Linked DNA regions of Homo sapiens: region 2 is linked to region 1. A link is a loop called in an ENCODE intact Hi-C map of the cell type or tissue named here. Cell type or tissue: left lung. All regions are shown on one strand.

Region 1 (2,500 bases):
AATTTAAAATGAAACTTTAGCTTTTGGTGGCATTGCCATTGATGAATATGATGACAGGCATCTTGTCAGTAGCTTTTCTACCTCATGGGATTGTTGTAAGCATAAAGCAAATGTTTCAGAAACTCAAAACCTACATATGGAATAAAGTGGTATATTTTGAGATCAGGAAGCTTTGTGGGTGTCTACTGTGGATTTCCTTTCCAGAATTTTGAAATTTTTAGTGTCTTGCTTTGGGAAAGGGTGCTACTGGCCTTTAGTGTACAGACACTAGAAATGCTGCTCCACATATTACAATGCATAGGACAGCCCCAAATGTCAGGAGAGCTGAAGTCAACAAAGCCTGCTTGAGAGGTGTAGTAGTGGTCATTATTGCATCCACAAGCACACTGGGTGCATTCCCTGTATTGCATGTGCTATATTTAGAAATCTGAAATTCCATAAAATAGGTAAGCTTTCATCTGCCTCTAAGGTGCCATGGTTGGCAAGGTCAAAGTTTTACAAGAAGCTTGGGATTGAGGAAAACATTAAGTGATGTTCAATGTATTTGAAAACTCCATAGTAAATAAGAGTTCTAGAACTCATCTTCTTTTACAACAATTGAGATGCATTGGCTCTGTAAAGCTGTTTTGGTAGGTGGCTCAGTTTTCCCAGTCACCTCCTCAGTTATTTAGGAAATTCGCTCTGATGCAGTCATCTGCCAGTCTTCCGCATGTTTCAAGTTATGTGGACTATATCTTTTAAAAAAGTTCTTTAAATTAGCTCTTACTTGCTTGACAGTTAGTGTTTTTGCATTCATAGTCTCCGTAATTTTAATTTCTCAAGTTCTTCCAAAATTCTTACTTAACTACCTGCCCTTTTCAAACAGCAGTTTTTCTGAGCCTGGTCTTCTGTCCTACATGTCCTCTTGAGAGGGTGGATGTCAGCCAGATGCTCTGGCTGAGGGAAATGGGGATAATACAGGGATGCAATAAAGGACAGAGTAATAATTTTATGTTCTGGGATCCCAGGCCTCAGACCAGAACTGTCTAGTAGAATGAAAGGAGTGATCTTTTAGCTAACCAGTGCTATTGGTCTGACCTTTGTCCTGCCCTCCCACTTTCCACCCTATTACACAAGCAGGAGATATGCAAGGGAGAAGGCAGGAAGATGAGGAGACTGAATTCCAGATAAGAAAGGGCTGCCTGCAGTAAGCAGACAGTTGCCCCCAAAGTGCTCTGGGCCCCCACTTACCTTAGAGACATTTGCAACACTTGAGAATAGTTGTTTTAAAAATCTTAAATCTGTGGACAGACTGTAAGCATTCCATTGGTGTCAGTTGCCAGTTACCCAATGCCTGTTCTCTGCAGCGACCTTTGCAGTCCCATACCTGGGAGTGAGTTTTGTTCTTGCAGAATGACCTGTGCATTCTTGTGCTTTTCTTACCTCTCCTCTAACCTATAAACTGGCAACTCTAACACTATATTTTCACTTACAACTTATCTGAAGCTGTACTCTTTGTCATCCTGATCATACTACAAATCCCTCATCCTGTAGGTACTTGTAATAATGAAAGTAATCTCCATCCCTTCTGGAAGATGATTGCAATGTACACAACCTACTAGGCCAGGAACATTACTGATGGCTGTCCTGATGCATGTCTCTCTCACCCCCATGTCCAATCAGTCACCAGGCTCTCCCCCAAAACCATGCTCCAGTCACTGACTTTGGCTGTTTAATCACTTCTGACCTAAGGCCATCATTGAGTCATAAACACCTCTTAAGTTAATTTTCTGCCACTAATTTCTCCCTGCTGCTGTTAATTTTCCACCCTGCTGTCAGAGTCATCATCCTCAAAAACTAAAGCTTCTCTAGTTGTTTGCCTGCCTAATAATATTTCTTGGCTCCCTGTTGTCTACAAAAAGAAAAATCCAAACTCCTTAACTTGTTTTACAAAGACCGTCATCTGCTTCCAAACCAAATTTCTTTTCTCTTTTTTTTTTTTTTTTTTTTGAGACGGAGTCTTTCTCTGTCACCCAGGCTGAAGTGCAATGGCACAATCTCGTCTCACTGCAACCTCCACCTTTTGGGTTTAAGCAATTCTCCTGCCTCAGCCTCTGGAGTAGCTGGGATTACAGACACATGCAACCACGCCCAGCTAATTTTTGTATTTTTAGTAGAGATGTGGTTTTGCCATGTTGGCCAGGAGGGTCTCGGACTCCTGACCTCATGATCTGCCCACATCAGCCTCCCGAAGTGCTGAGACAAGCCAAATTTCTAGTGTTGGCTCTTGTCTCTACCTTCCACATCAGTGCCACACTGAATAATTATTTACTCCCTGTGCTGTTGCATGGGTTGTTCTTTTTGTTGTGTGTCCATCCCCTTACCCCAGCAAAGAACATTTACTCCTCTGGTAAGACCCATCTCAGATACTACCTTTTCTAGGGAGAATTCAGTCTTTTGTTCCTAATAACTGTTACCCCCATCTGTCAAGTCTGTCTGCTGTAATTTATCTGTTAGGATG
Region 2 (2,500 bases), 92 kb before region 1:
TGTTTCACTAGTGGTATGAGTTAATAGAAGTGTTGGTTTATATGTAATTTAACTTTCCTTTATTCCATTATTTCTTGGTTTTAAAATTGAATGTAAAACCAGAAACCTGCAGGGTATAAATCTTGCTTGATATGTGTATGTGCAATGTACCTACTTGATAATAATTGATTATGTATCATACTCATAAAAAGAACCATTTTTACTGTTTTAGGGGAAGTTATTTTACCCTGGTACTTTATTGTTAAAAACAACAACAAAGCACTTCTATAAATACACACAATCAAAATTTTAACTTTCCTTTAATAGAGGTACATATATTTTTAGAAATAAAAGAGATACCCAGAAGATAAGGTGGGTGTCCTGAAACACAAGGTGAACCCTTTGAATGGGTTTTCTTTTCAAGAGTAATTTTTTTTTTTTTAATTGATCATTCTTGGCTGTTTCTCGCAGAGGGGGATTTGGCAGGGTCGTAGGACAATAGAGGAGGGAAGGTCAGCAGATAAACAAGTGAACAAAGGTCTCTGGTTTTCCTAGGCAGAGAACCCTGCGGCCTTCCACAGTGTTTGTGTCCCTGGGTACTTGAGATTAGGGAGTGGTGATGACTCTTAATGAGCATGCTGCCTTCAAGCATCTGTTTAACAAAGCACATCTTGCACCGCCCTTAATCCATTTAACCCTGAGTGGACACAGCACATGTTTCAGAGAGCACAGGGTTGGGGGCAAGGTCATAGATCAACAGCATCCCAAGGCAGAAGAATCTTCCTTAGTGCAGAACAAAATGGAGTCTCCTACGTCTACTTCTTTCTACACAGACACAGCAACAATCTGATTTCTCTATCTTTTCCCCACATTTACCCCTTTTCTATTCCACAAAACCACCATCGTCATCACGGCCCCTTCTCAATGAGCTGTTGGGTACACCTCCCAGATGGTGTGGCGGCCAGGCAAAGGGGCTCACTTCCCAGAAGGGGCGGCCAGGCAGAGGCGCCCCCCACCTCCCGGATGGGGCGGCGGCCGGGCGGAGGAGCCCCCCACCTCCCTCCCGGATGGGGTTGCTGGCCGGGCGGGGGCTGGCCCCCACCTCCCTCCCGGACGGGGCGGCTGGCCGGGCGGGGGCTGCCCCCCACCTCCCTCCCGGATGGGGCGGCTGGCCGGGCGGGGGCTGCCCCCCACCTCCCTCCTGGACGGGGCGGCTGGCCGGGCGGGGGCTGCCCCCCACCTCCCTCCCGGACGGGGAGGCTGGCTGGGCGGGGGCTGCCCCCCACCTCCCTCCCGGACGGGGAGGCTGGCTAGGCGGGGGCTGCCCCCCACCTCCCTCCCGGATGGGATGGCTGCCGGGCGGAGACGCTCCTCACTTCCCAGATGGGGTGGCTGCCAGGCGGAGGGGCTCCTCACTTCTCAGACGGGGCGGCTGCCGGGCTGAGGGCCTCCTCACTTCTCAGACGGGGCGGCCGGGCAGAGAAGCTCCTCACCTTCCAGAAGGGGTCGCGGCTGGGCAGAGGCGCTCCTCACATCCCAGACGGGGCGGCGGGGCAGAGACGCTCCCCACATCTCAGACGATGGGCAGCCGGGAAGAGACGCTCCTCACTTCCTAGATGGGATGGCGGCAGGGAAGAGGGGCTCCTCACTTCCCAGACTGGGCAGCCAGGCAGAGGGGCTCCTCACATCCCAGATGATGGGCGGCCAGGCAGAGACGCTCCTCACTTCCCAGATGGGGTGGCGGCCGGGCAGAGGCTGCAATCTTGGCACTTTGGGAGGCCAAGGCAGGCAGCTGGGAGGTGGAGGTTGTAGCTAGCTGAGATCACGTCACTGCACTCCAGCCTGGGCAACATTGAGCACTGAGTGAACGAGACTCCGTCTGCAATCCCGACACCTCGGGAGGCCGAGGCTGGCAGATCACTCGCGGTTAGGAGCTGGAGGCCAGCCCGGCCAACACAGCGAAACCCCATCTCCACCAAAAAAATATGAACATCAGTCAGGCGTGGCGGTGCGCACCTGCAATCGCAGGCACTCGGCAGTCTGAGGCAGGAGAACGAGGCAGGGAGGTTGCAGTGAGCCGAGATGGCAGCAGTACTGTCCAGCTTCGGCTCAGCATCAGAAGGAGACCGTGGAAAGAGAGGGAGAGGGAGAGGGAGACCGAGAGGGAGAGGGAGAGGGAGAGGGCTCAAAGAGTAAATTTTTAACAAAGAAAAAGTTAGCATTGTGTGTGACTTAGTGTCTTTTATACAACATGAAATCCTAATTGATTAAGGATACATTACTAACTGTAAATGTCAATTAATAAGTGCTGCATGCTAACTAGAATTTAGATTCATACCTGACAGATACATTTAGACATAATATTCTAACTTAGTTTTATTTCTGAGGAGGCTTCTATATTTTCCTTTATGATACAGAAAATAGATTTTTTAGGCCATTTTATCTTTTACTTTAGAGCTTTTAATTGTTGGTTCAGCGGATTGTTTTACAATGGTTTAACATCTCAAACAGGTTTTCTGTG

Evidence for each region. A loop is a pair of places that touch in the nucleus more often than their neighbours do. Peaks named below come from ENCODE experiments on the same cell type or tissue, not always from the same donor. Only the 100,000 strongest peaks of a DNase experiment are listed, where the experiment ranks them.
Region 2: it touches region 1 in a loop (8-fold over the local background); 59 of 110 quality-filtered maps call a loop at or near these places.

Annotation. Positions count from the first base shown.
Region 1 is chr19:23,871,318-23,873,817 of GRCh38, reverse strand. No RefSeq gene overlaps it. Among named protein-coding and RNA genes, the nearest start is that of ZNF726, 42 kb to the left of the region's middle. In left lung, no CTCF peak of the experiment used is centred here; no DNase peak of the experiment used is centred here.
Region 2 is chr19:23,963,042-23,965,541 of GRCh38, reverse strand. No RefSeq gene overlaps it. Among named protein-coding and RNA genes, the nearest start is that of ZNF276-AS1, 6.3 kb to the right of the region's middle. In left lung, no CTCF peak of the experiment used is centred here; DNase peaks (open chromatin) are centred at 986, 1,428 and 2,011.